Linked DNA regions of Homo sapiens: region 1 is linked to region 2. Evidence: read pairs that join two places in POLR2A ChIA-PET (ENCODE). Cell type or tissue: endothelial cell of umbilical vein. All regions are shown on one strand. Each heading gives the region's core, and the rest is flanking DNA. Links, peaks and the distances in the headings are about the cores only. Region 1 has its middle 17 kb from the start of MIR3679. Region 2 overlaps MGAT5 (alpha-1,6-mannosylglycoprotein 6-beta-N-acetylglucosaminyltransferase).

Evidence for each region. Peaks named below come from ENCODE experiments on the same cell type or tissue, not always from the same donor. Only the 100,000 strongest peaks of a DNase experiment are listed, where the experiment ranks them.
Region 1: POLR2A ChIA-PET joins it to region 2 with 13 read pairs; 5 of 35 experiments call an interaction of 5 or more read pairs at or near these places.

The regions. Positions count from the first base shown.
Region 1 is chr2:134,108,304-134,112,507 of GRCh38, reverse strand. No RefSeq gene overlaps it. Among named protein-coding and RNA genes, the nearest start is that of MIR3679, 17 kb to the left of the region's middle. RefSeq lists enhancers at 2,217-2,876, 2,877-3,538. In endothelial cell of umbilical vein, for the core only: no CTCF peak of the experiment used is centred there; no DNase peak of the experiment used is centred there.
Region 2 is chr2:134,394,153-134,403,504 of GRCh38, reverse strand. It overlaps MGAT5 (alpha-1,6-mannosylglycoprotein 6-beta-N-acetylglucosaminyltransferase), which reads right to left. Exons shown (of 16, transcript NM_002410.5): 11 at 368-517. Among named protein-coding and RNA genes, the nearest start is that of MGAT5, 140 kb to the right of the region's middle. In endothelial cell of umbilical vein, for the core only: no CTCF peak of the experiment used is centred there; a DNase peak (open chromatin) is centred at 4,954; H3K27ac peaks cover 2,431 bases.

The DNA of each region.
Region 1 (4,204 bases), core at 1-2,500, 290 kb after region 2:
TCTTCCTGCATTTTTTTTTTTTTTTTTTTTGTCAGAGTCTCACAGAGTCCAGCCCAGGCTGGAATGCAATGGAGCAGTCTCGGCTCACTGCAATCTCTCTGCCTCCTGGGTACAAGCAATTTTCCTGTCTCAGCCTCCTGAGTAGCTGGGATTACAGGTGCGTGCTGCCACACTTGGCTAACTTTTTGTAATTTTAGTAGAGATGGGGTTTCACTATGTTGGCCAGGCTGGTCTCAAACTCCTGACTTCGTGATCCACCTGCCTCAGCCTCCCAAAGTGCTGGGATTACAGGCATGAGCCACTGCACCTGGCCCTTCTTGCCCTCTTATAAGGATTCTTGTGATATATTTAGGGTCTGCCTAGATAATCCAGGATAATCTCCCCATTTTAAGACCCTTGGCAACCATGTGCAAAGTCCTTTTTTGCCATATAAAGTAATGTTCACAAGATCCAGGGATTATGTTGGGAACATCTTTGGGGGATCATTATTTAGCTTACCACCATCTGCCCTCTGAATCCCAAAGATTCACATCCATTCCATGTCAAGCTACATTCGCCCCTTCTCAATATCCCCAAAAGTCTCAACCTATCATAACATCAATTCAAAGTTCAAATTCTCTTTGAATATTACTATTTCAAAAACCCCAAATTTATTCATCTAAATTATCTAAATAAAAAATGGGTAAGACTCTGAGTACGATCCATCTTGGGGAAAAATTCCTCTCTGTCAGTGGACCCATAAAACTAGAAAATAAGTTATCTACTCCTAAAATACACTAGTGAGACAGGCACAGGATAACACTTACAGACATTCGTATTCAAGAAGGCGAAAATGGAAGGAAGAAAGGAGTCTCCAGTCCCAAGCAATTTTGAAATCCAACTGTGAAAACTCCATTTCAAAAACTGAGATTAATCCTCTGTGGCTCTTGGCTCAACACTTTTTTTTTTTTTTTTTTTTTTTTTTTGAGACGGAGTCTCGCTCTGTCACCCAGGCTGGAGTGCAGTGGCGGGATCTCGGCTCACTGCAAGCTCCGCCTCCCGGGTTCACGCCATTCTCCTGCCTCAGCCTCCCAAGTAGCTGGGACTACAGGCGCCCGCCACTACGCCCGGCTAATTTTTTGTATTTTTAGTAGAGACGGGGTTTCACCGTTTTAGCCGGGATGGTCTCGATCTCCTGACCTCGTGATCCGCCCGCCTCGGCCTCCCAAAGTGCTGGGATTACAGGCGTGAGCCACCGCGCCCGGCCTGGCTCAACACTTTGAGCCTGAAGCTCTAGCCTCTGAATCATACTTCCTTTTTCATGAAGAGTGCACATGTTTTCATCCAAGTACGTTTTTTTCTTGTTTGTTTGTTTTTGTTTTTGAGATGGAGTCTCGCTTTGTCATGCAGGCTGGAGTGCAGTGGCATGATCTCAGTGCACTGAACCTCCACCTCCTGGGTTCAAGCGATTCTCCTGCCTCAGCCTCCTGAGTAGCTGGGACTACAGGCATGCACCACCATGCCCAGCTAATTTTTGTATTTTTAGTAGAGGCAGGGTTTTACCATGTTATCCAGGCTGGTCTTGAACTCCTGACCTCAAGCAATCCACCCACCACGGCCTCCCACAATGCTGGGATTACGGGCATGAGCCATCGTGCCTGGCCCATCTAAGTAGTTTTATCAGCCTGTTTCCTGTCTGTATAATTTTGGGAGTCCAACAACCTTTTAAAATTTTTGTCTTCTTTTTGTCCCTTTCTGGCTAAGCTGGCAGTGTTGCTGCTAGTATAACATCATCAAGAATCTTGTGGGTCTCCTATGTATGTCACAGGGATTCACTCCATTAGATAAGAGGCTCTTCCACAGATCTTTCCTAGATAGTCCCATGAGATGGCTGAAAGAATCCATGAGTCATGTACTTAATCTCTTCAAAGAGCTCTCTGTGTGACAGAATACTGTGACATTTTGTTTCTTCTCAGACACTAGCAAAATGTTGTCCAGGCCAGGTGTGGTGGCTTACGCCTATAATTCTAGCACTTTGAGAAGCTGAGGCAGGAAGATCACTTGAGATCAGGAGCTCAAGATCAGCCTGGGCAACATAGTGAGACATCATCTCTACAAAAAAAATTTTTAAAGTAACTGGGCATGGTGGCATGTGCCTGTAGTCCCAGCTACTTGGGTGGCTGAGGCAGGAGTATCGCTTGAGCCCAGGTGTTTGAGAATGCAGTGAGCCATGATTGCACCATGGCAATCCAGCCTGGGCCACAGAGTAAGATACTGTCTCAAGAAAAAAAAAAAAAAAAAAAGCCATACTTGTGGCTTTCTCTCTAGAACACACTTTCCTGACAGTAAATCTCCTAATTTTATCCTTTTTTGTAATCTGGACAGGCTGAGAATTTACAAAATCATTAAATCCTGGTTCCTTTAGCTCAGCAGTCCTTTCCTCAATTTATCTCCTTCTTCTGACATTTGCTGTAAGTTATAAAAGAATAAGCCAGGTTGTACCTTCAATACTTTGCTTGGCGCTATCCTCAGCTAAATACCCAAGTACGTGGTTGACAAGTTCCTCATTCCACATAAATATATAACATGGTTCTGCTAACCCTTCCTGCCACTACTGAGAGGTGACAGCGTGCTGGCAGCCCTCACAGCCCTCGCTCGCTCTCGGCGCCTCCTCTGCCTGGGCTCCCACTTTGGCAGCACTTGAGGAGCACTTCAGCCCGCCGCTGCACTGTGGGAGCCCCTTCGTGGGCTGGCCGAGGCCTAAGCCGGCTCCCTCAGCTTGCGGGGAGGTGTGGAGGGAGAGGCGCTAGCGGGAACCAGGGCTGCCCGTGGAGCTTGCGGGCCAGCTAGAGTTCTGGGTGGGCGTGGGCTTGGCGGCCCGCACTCCCGAGCTGCCGGCAGGCCGGCCCTGCTGGCCCTGGGCAATGAGGGGCTTAGCACCTGGGCCAGAGGCTGCAGAGGGTGTGCTGGGTACCCCAGCAGTGCCGGCCCACCAGCGCTGCACTCGATTTCTCGCCCGGCCTTAGCTGCCTCCCTGGGGGGCAGGGCTCGGGACCTGCAGTCCACCATGCCTGAGCCTCCCCCTCCTCTGTGGACTCCTGTGTGGCCCCAGCCTCCCCGACGAGCGCAGCCCCCTGCTCCACGGCACCCAGTCCCATCCACCACCCAAGGGCTAAGGAGTGCGGGTGCACAGCGCAGGACTGGCAGGCAGCTCCACCTGCCGCCCCGCTGCAGGATCCACTGGGTGAAGCCAGCTGGGTTTCTGACTCTGGTGGGGACTTGGAGAACCTTTATGTCTAACTAAGGGATTGTAAATACACCAATCAGCACTCTGTATCTAGCTCAAGGTTTGTAAACACACCATTCAGCACCCTGTGTCTAGCTCAGGGTTTGTGAATGCACCAATCGACACTCTGTATCTAGCTACTCTGGTGGGGACTTGGAGAACCTTTGTGTCCACACTCTGTATCTAGCTAATCTAGTGGGGACGTGGAGAACTTTTGGGTCTAGCTCAGGGATTGTAAATGCACCAATCAGCGCCCTGTCAAAACAGACCACTCGGCTCTCTGTAAAATGGACCAATCAGCAGGATGTGGGTGGGGCCAGATAGGACAATAAAAGCAGGGTGCCTGAGCCAGCAGTGGCAACCCGCTCAGGTCTTCTTCCACACTGTGAGAGCTTTGTTTTTTTGCACTTTTCAATAAATCTTGCTGCTGCTCAGACTTTGGGTCCACGCTACCTTTATGAGCTGTAACATTCACCACGAAGGTCTGCAGCTTCACTCCCGAAGCCAGCGAGACCACGAACCCACCGGGAGGAACGAACAACTCCAGACGTGCTGCCTGAAGAGCTGTAACACTCACTGCGAAGGTTTGCAGCTTCACTCGTGAGCCAGCGAGACCACCAACCCACCAGAAGGAAGAAACTCTGAACGCATCCGAACATCAGAAGGAACAAACTCCGGACATGCTGCCTTTAAGAACTGTAACGCTCACCGCGAGGGTCCACGGCTTCATTCTTGAAGTCAGTGAGACCAAGAACCCACCAATTCCGGACACACTGTGTTACAGGATCCCCTTTCCTCTAGTTTCCAATAATGTTCCTCATTTCCTCCGGAGTCCTCACCGGCAGAGTCTTTAACATCCATTTTTCTACCAACAGTCTGTTCAGTGCAAACTAGGCCTTTCTACCCAATTCCAGTTCCACTTCCACATGTGCAGGCATT
Region 2 (9,352 bases), core at 3,766-6,265:
ATTGGGTTGGGGGAAGAGTTCAGCACCCCTGGCTTACTATGAAAGCTGCTGCTCTATTAGAAAGTCTGTCCTTCCAGGCAGGGCTTTACCTTTTCCATTTGCAGCCTTATCCTTAGCCCCTTGCTTGACACCTAACACTGAGTAGGTCCTTAGTAAATACGATTTTTGAATAAATCAATGAAAAAAACTGTAGCAATCTCATTCCACAATTCACTTACTTTTCAGCTGCCATTGGTCTAGCAAACTGCTGCCCCAAAATAGCCACAAGAGTTTATTGCAGCATTGAAAAACAAGCATGAAATATTCTGATCCCATTTTCACAGCCAATGGCAATAACCTGAACACCACATCCGTGGTGAATTTTTACCTTGGTTTCTCGAAGAAGGAACTGCAGGTCCCGTCCACTGAGGATACCATGGTTTTTCACGTAACTGGGAATATTCTTTGTGCTGGAGCCATAAACAGTTGCATGCACTTCCATGTATGTGTGAATAATGTCCAAGTAGATCTTCTTATTCTAAAGAAGAAAACAAGCACAAGACATTTCTCTTTTTCTTTCATTTGCATAACAACCTGTATCATGGACTAGAACTTCTAAGACTAGAGGCCACAGACAGAGAGTTCTTAATATGGAGATCACAGGAATTTGGCAATCAAACTGCTAAAATTTCTTTGAAAAGTAATCTGGCTGGACTTTGTGGACATAAACAGTCATATAGCCATTGTATAATTTTTTAAGAAGAAATACATTATATGGCAACATATTACTGAATACCAACTGTATAATTTTGCAAGAGGAAATACATTATATAGCCAACTGTTTTGAAATATCATCCTTGCTTTGTAAATTACCACAGACCTAACAGTTGATTTTGGCTCTTCCTACCTCTAGGAGAGGAAGTTTGGGGAAGGACAGCCCGGGGAAGGCAGTCAGTTGGACTGCAACATTTACCCAGAGATGCTAAGCTGTCCCAGAGGAATACAAACATTCCCCAGCTCTTGCCAATGTTTCTAGTGATGATTAACTCATGTTGTCAGAACTGGATCCCACCTAATTTGGGATCATGGGAAGATGAGAGTTTCTCACAGCTGGAGAGATAATGAGAATACTCAGGTAGATAAAAGTAGAAAAAAGAGAATAAATGTAAATTTTGATGAGCCCTGAAACATTCAAGAGTAATTTTACTTATACTATTAGAAGCACAACCAAACCCCTTTTCTTGTATTTGTAGGCACTGAATTTTGAGGCACGTTTTCTAAATCAAAACCACCTGTGAAGTGGAAGCAAGTTCACCTTTTTTACCTCTGTGTTTCCCTGTGACTAAACTGTACAAGCTGGGGTTTGTGGGTTTTTCTTTTCCTTTTTTTGGGAAATTTTCAAAAAGTCAAATTCTGTAATGTTTTCCAGTTGTATAAAAGTGGGACAAGGTTTCCTCATTCTAAGCCTGTTTTCAGACACTCCAGGCAAATCTAATAATAGCTGGTTTTGTGACTTAAGACCACAAGGGACACAGGGGTGTGGTATTAGCAGCCACAGAGTGCAGGGAAGCCCGGAGGCAGGCTCTAAATGAAGCGATTCATGATCTGGTCTCTGCCATTCACTGCCCTGGTGATATTACAAAGGACCCTCAACTTCAGGAGGAACATTTCAAGTGATGTATCAAAAGTCTTCATGACTGGGAAAACTGCACAGTCCACATTCTTCATTTCATGAACCAGGATGACTTTGCTTGCAATGAGCAAGACCACCCTTGCCACCCTAATGTATGAATAAAATGAACAGTGGGACTGAAAGTTTAATTCCATGCCATGTCTGGTATGGCCGCAAGATGCTGAATTCATTAACTTAGAAATGTATAGTTTTAAATTAGTACAGAAGCTTACACCTACCTGGCATATGTTAGTTTGAAGGGTTCTAGGATATGGTTCTTGTGCTAGATGTATCTGGTAACTCCTGCCCCCACCCACAGCTCCTGTTAAGTAGGCAGGGGGCTCTGTTACCCTGTGCCCACTGCTGGCTGCTGACCTGCCCAGGGTGTGTCTGACCTGAGGGGACCCACTCCTAGGCTGGCCAGCAGCCCAGGAATGATGTAGCAGACTCAGGAAGGCAAGGGGAGCCAACCAGATGCTCTCTTGGGAACTCAGAATCCTGTATACAGGGAGATTACTGCCAGATGGCCACTGGCTTTAGAGCAAAAAGGTCATTTGAGCGTTGGAGTCTGGGCAATTACGAGCCAGATAACAAGTTCTGAGGAAGCTGGTTGCCAGTTTTGGCGGGTGGGTTGGGAAAAGAACCAAGTAAAGGCTAAAGGAGAGGGGAAGACGCAGACAGTCGGTCATAAGAGGGACCCAAGAGCATGACTACAACCAAAACATCACCACTGCAAGCATGACACAGAGCTAGAAAAAAAAAGAGGAGTAGAAGAAGAATAAGGAGAAGGAAGGGGAGAGAAGAGAGTGGGAAAAGAAAGCAGAGAGACAGAGGAGAAAAAACTAGGGCCTGGAGCCACTCTGGTTCTTATCCCACCCACAGTGGTTCCCTATCCTAAATTCCCCAGGTCCCTCTGGATCCTTATAATAAACACAGCTCTTCCCAGACCCCACCCCATATTTTTACTTGAGTTTCCCTGTGTGGATTTCACTCATCTACAAGGAGGCCTCTCGGGACATCTTGCTGGCCTTAAAGCAGGAGATGGGCGGTGCAGGTGGGGACAGGCATCTCTCCTTTATGCAAAAGGAGGCATTTCGCCTAAAAAGCCAGTTGCCAACTAGTGAAGATGGGCCAAAGGCCCCTAGGCTATGTCTGTGGTGAGCTACAGGGTAGACCAGTAACTGGCCCATTTGGTTCCTGTCCTGGAGAAAAATATCCACTGTAGACAGACTCAAGATTAGGGTTCCCAGACTAAATGCCTGGGAAAGTAACAAGGTACTAGATTACATATGTATTACCATTAAATCCCAGAAAAGGCTGGGGTTTCTTGAAGTATAACAAGGGGGCAAGTTCAGGCAAATATAAAGAGGTATATGTAAAGACTAATAAAGTGTATGAACTTACTAACTTTTAGGCATGGTAAAATCAAAACTAGAGATTACCTTCAGAAAGGATTTACCAATTTCATAAACGTGAAAATCCCAACAGCTGATTAGAGGAAAAAAAATGTTTCAAGCCTAACTTTAGCCTTTGACATTGATGTAACAATTAGGTACTTCTACCTCAGGTCTCTTGTTACCACTTGTAAGAGTTCTGAGTAGAATCCTGGTGCAGATGAACCACGCTGCCTATTCCAGGTAAAGGTGCCCCAGAAGCCTCTCATACCAAACTCCCAGCCAAGTACCTACACCAGTTTTGCACCTGTGGTTCTGTCCCCTTCAAGCTCCATGGACACACATGTCGAATTAGTCACACAGTCCTGTATATTCTGCCTCCATAATATCAAATTGGTCTCCTCTTCTCCAGGATGGAAGGGTCAGTTCTTGCCATCAAGGGGCTCAAAGGATCCCCTTCTGTCTTCATGGACACTCTTATCTTTTGTGTTTAAGATGCAGGATATTCAGGATTTTTAAAATTAAAGGTGTCTTTGTCTGCCTTTCCCCTACACATGGGAAGGCTCAAAATGGGGAGGGCGTTAGAGGTAAGAGACATTTTCCAGCATACACTCCCCCTTCCCTTCCCTTACTTTGGTCATCCAGGCCCAGGGTGAAGGTGACCATAGGTGACCACCATAGACCTGTATGTCCCACTGATCTAAGAACTGGATCGAGATCACTTCTTAGAAAGCTTTCCTTCTCCAACTTAAGAGACTAAGGTCAAAGAAAATTATCTGCTCTAAAAACTTTATCACCAACAGATCTCTGGAGATGCAGTCAAAAAGGGCCTGCACTGAGTATCATATCACAGCATGCAACCACCTCTGTCGCCCAAAGGTTCCAGCTGAGCAACCAGCAACCCCCCTAATGCTTTTATTCTCTAGTTCAATTTAAATTCTCATTAAGAACAACTGATCTAACTGATTAAAACTTAAATCCACCTAAGCTCATTTGAGGGGAGGAGATGCAAAGGGAAGGAGAGCGCATGCTGGAGTCAATGAGCAGTGTTGTCAGTGTCTCTTCAGCTGTTTATGGTTGTAGCTGGAGGCAGGTACATGTTCAGAACCAGTCATAAGATATTTAGAGCTTGGAGAGAAAGCTTTAGAAAAACAATTCAATTTACGCAACACTCCTGTAAGTCCACAGCAGGGGGGAGTGGTAGAATGCAGAACTAGAGAATCAGAAGCTTTCCCCAACTTATTTTACAACATTTTTAAATTGATAATAATTGTACATGTTTATGGGATATATGGGATATTTCAATACATGGATACTACATGTGATGATCAAATCAGGGTATTTAGGGTATCCATCACCTCAAACATTTATCATTTCTTTGTTTTGGGAACATTTCAAGTCCTTTCTTCTAGCTAATCTGAAATAGACAATATACTGTTGGTAACTATAGTCACCCTTGTCTACTATTGAACACTAGAACTTATTCCTTCTATCCACCTTTATGTTTGCACATTAACTCACTACTCTTTATTCCCACCTACCCCTTTTCCCAGCCTCTGGTATCTGTCATTCTACTTTCTACCTCCATGAGGGCCACCTTTTTAGCTCCTACATAGGAGTGAGAACATTCGACATCTGTGACTTGCTTATTTCACTTAACATAATGATCTCCAGCTCCATCCATATTGCTGCAAACTACAGACTGCCATTTTTTTAAATGGCCGAATCGTATTCCATTATGTACATATTTTCTTTATCCATTCATCCGCTGATGGACACTCAAGCTAATTCCGTATCTTGGCTATTGTAAATAGTGCTGCAATAAACATGGGGATGCGGATATCTCTTTGATCTCCAACTTCCTTTTTAGCTGGTGAATTAGGGTATAGGAATGTTCTTTGGTGAATAGCAGTATCCTCCCCAGTAACACCCCTGCTCCCCACTGCAGACACACATATTTCTCCTGGACGTCAGTTCCCCTCATTCACGCAGCACCTTATGACCTGTCATTAAAAAATTCTGCAGCTCAGCCCAAAGTTGGCTCCTCCAGGGTGAACATCTGTGAGTCTTAGGCAGCAGTAGTCCTCCCTGGGAAGTGCTGTCAATCCCTCTCCAGGGTGACAAAACCAGGCTGCAGAGGCAAGCGTGTGTCCCACTCCATGGAGGGCAGAGAAAAATTTAAGTCCTACAGAGAAGGCCTAACAGGACAGTGGCAGGGTCTCGGTCCACAGCTCACGTCATCCAAAATGCTGAGCACTGGAGAATTTTCAACTTCAGATTTTCGGGAATATGGATGTTCAACCAGTTAAGTATTTGCTAATATCTCCAAATCTGAAAAAATCCAAAATCAAAAACACTTCTGGTCCCAAGAATTTTGGATAAGGGATACTCAGCCTGTGGCAGCTCCTCCTCTTTCCCCACAAATATGGAAATCGGCCTGTTACCTGGTTTTACAAACATACAATAATGAATCCTATTTTTTATTTAAGAAACACAAGGCCACAGAGTATGCATTGACCAGAACCAGCCATGGGAGTACTTTACTGTTACTGTAACGTAACTCCTATAAAGGTTGGGGTTGGGGCTGTCAACTGCACAGAATGAAGATCTTGTAAACCTCCCTCCACTACAGGTCGCCTCCATTTGCTCTGCCAGCCCCCTCCTGCATGAACTGCTATCGTAATGTCTGGGCTGGGCTCGTTGTCTCAACAGTGGCACGCTCCTTAGGAGCCCTTTCAGATTGCCCCTGCTCCTCTCTTTTTCAGTCAGTGCTCACACAAACCAGGCTGCCCTCTGCTGCCAGATGGGGAATAAGCTTACCATGGGATGGGGTGATGGGGTCCTCCTTCCTAAATAGCATCGCAGAATTATAGGGGCCTTAGAAATCTATGAGGTGAACCAAGGTTGATGGCAAACAGGACACAGGAAGGAGCAGGGCGAATAAAACCCACCTCCTTTCTCTCCTCCAGACTATTCCACTATTCCAAGGTAGAGCTCCTCCTTGCAGGCCTTTGGGGAGAGTCCAGGCAGCCCAATGTGCTGCTGTGTCTCTGTGGCCCCTGGTGAGGCAGGAGCCAGCATGGTCAGACACACCGTCTGTTACCCTGCACTTCCCTTTTCCTTCATCCTTGCTGCCCTGGATTTGCAACTCCTTCTGCAGCAAAATATTGGTACTTTAGTCTTTGTCTCAGGCCCTGCTTCCTAGAGGCTGTGGGCTAAGACATTGTCTGTAGGCTCTCATTCCTTCAACCCATCCTCCTTATTGTCACTAGGTTCCAAAACTCAAAGTTTTGTTCCCCTATATAAAGAGCTTCCCAACACTGCACACAAGGCCCTTCACAATCTGGGCTTCTGCAAGCTCTCCAGCTTTAACTCCAACTATTCCCTCTGTCATCTGCTAAGGTCTCTGCCTACACTTAACTTATCCCTCATTCCCAAACCTCTCCTGCTCTCTCACACCTGGTCTGCCACTGCTAATGCCCAAAAGAACCTTCTCTCCTCCCTCCTTTTCTTCTGGATGGACTCCTGCCTCCTCCTCCTTTACAAGCAGGCAGTCCTGGATCCACCCAGGTGAAGGTCAATGCTGTCTCCTCTGTGCCTTAACCATCTTCCTGCTTGGGCTGCACTGTCACTGGATGTTCCCAGATGGCTGGAACTGTGAACTTCTCCAGGGCAGAACCAGTAGGCTTGGCAGAGGCCTGGCACAGGGCGAGCGAGCGCTCAGTAAATACAAGCTGGCTGAGTGAAAAACACAAGGAGGGCAGGCACACAAACCACAAAGGACTTATGGACTTGTGGGAAACATGGATCTCGGGCACGGCACATTCCTTCACTTTCCACCTGCTTCCAGCAAACGAGCTTAAAGTCCAAGACTACCTAAGTGTGTATTCTAATCAAAAACAAAATAAAAAGAGTTGTAAAACTTAAAAGGTATATTTTATAGTTGATTCATCCTCCTTTTTATATTGCTCCTAAGTACCACATTCACTTAGGAACTGCAAGGCAAACAAAAAAGAAAAAGAGAGGAGAGAGACAAAAAGAAACTACCTCATCTGCTTGCTCCTGAAGTCTAAAATTCAACAAAGATGAAAAATTATTTTATTCCAAGATTGGAGGTAAGTTCTAAAATGCAAATCTCTGTGAATTTCAGCAGTGTAGCCGAAAAAATTTACATTTCAGAACAATTTAAAGTCTCTGCAGTCTTTGGCTCATTTATCTCAAGTAACCACCCAAGGTCAAGGTATATATGTATGGGGTGGTCCTTGTTGTGTCCCACTCAAACCTTGTGGGGCTCTGAAAAACCCTTGGAAGCTAAGAATCTCAAAGCCTGTTCACCTCTGTCTCTTCCTTCCCAAACCCTTACCTCTCTAGGAGAAAAAGATGGTGCTCAATGATTGCAGTGGCACAATAAGGGGAAGCTTGCTGTCTTGTTTCCAGCCCAGTCTGTGGTCCACCTATTGGCCCACAGGCCCTAAAAAGAGGGGAGTCTGCTTCCTTTCATGTACTGGCCTCCACATTTAGTCTTGGCTTGAGCTCATCTGGTATAAATTAGGATTCATCTTGGGCAATGGGTCTCAAGTATGATACTGAGTGGCTCTAGAATTTGCCTATCTGGGGGAACGAACAGGAAGAAAGAACAGCCACAAACACTTTACTTATTATTCTCTACTGTCCAATTAGGTGAGAATTTTGGTTTCTGGTCCAAAGACAGACATAGGGAGATTTCTGAGGCTAAATGGGTGGTACGGAAAGAGCAATGGTCCTGTATTTGCAACTTGATGGCAAATGTCTCATCCATAAATAGGAAGTAATACCACTTAATGGTTCTTTTAGACAACTATTACATGTACAGTGCTGAGCCAGCACTGGGAATAAAATGCATTTAAAATATGTTTAAGTATGTACCCTTGCTTTTAAAAACAAGGTGCTAATACTACTCCAAAGCCATAAAACGGGACAAGCTAGACATGAGAGTCCTGAGCTGGCTAGCATCTTCACATCACTGCCCATGTGGAACCAATGCTTATGCCCACTCTACATCTCTCAGTCCGAACTGGTCAGTGTGGGTCTCTATTTTCCAGCACTTTTGTTTTTCAGGATTTTCTCTGCCTTAGCACAGAGCTTTCTGCCATTTAACGAATGGCTCTTAAAGGACCCTGGGGAACCACCAGCCAGTTTATGAAAACAAGAAACCCTTTGGCATGACCTCCTTTCTGCTTTAAGAAGGGCAGGAGGCCTTCAAATTGCAGAGCTGGTTTCTCTTTTCCTCAATGCAAATGCAGTCACTTACGGATAATGATGTTCCTTCATCTACTCTGATTGGCATGGTCCTAAAGCAACAAAGCCCACCAGCTATACTACCATGCAGAAAACAGGCTGGTAGGTTGAAAACACACCACCACAGCCCAAATGTGTCAGCAAACTCCTCCAAGAGCTTTCTGTTTTCCACCTATCTGGGCAGTAACCACAGAAAACAGACTGTTTAGTGACAAAGAGGGCTGTCACAGTGGAAGGTTTTGCCTTGGCAAACTGAAATTGCATGTTTTATAGAATCCCTAAAGGGTCAGGAAATCATGGACTGAATATCCTTTCCTGAAAGGAGGAGATAGCTTGATGAGCTTGGCCAGATACTGTTTAAAGGCAAGGGAGAAGTGTCTCCTATTATTACAGGACCATCCTGTGAGAGTTGTCAGGGAAGAATTTTGGAAAACTGCATGGTCACACTGGCAGTAGGTGTGACGGGGCTTCCTCTGAAAATTAAACTGAGGCCCCAAAGGCCAGGAACCAAACCACAGAGGCCAAGTACCACCCAATCACATCAGTAAAGAATAAATTAAAAATAATATGAAAAATATAAAGTAATACATTAATACTTTTAAATCATTTTAGTGTATTTCTTGGTAACAAGAAGGGGGGAGAATTCTATCTATATATTGGTCTCTCTTAGTAAGGAATAACATTACATTTTGTGTTTTCCAGTATTAACTGTTGTAAATCTGTGAGGGATTCCATCAAAGTAATACTCTTCATATATTCATGTTAAAGGACAGTATTAGCAGATGTCAATTGATCTTTACTCAGTTGATCAAGAAACATTCTTAAAATTAATTTCAAAAAGTTTTTTTTCATATGAAGCAAAATATAAAAATACGAACACACACAGTGACTGGCAGAACACAATTTCTGCAGGCCAGGATGAAAAGTAATTGCTTTCTTGTAATTTCCAACTTTTCTACTTGTAATTATCTTACAACCAAGGGAGAAAGATAAGACCTGTCTGCAAAATCACATTTGGCAGCTCCAATGG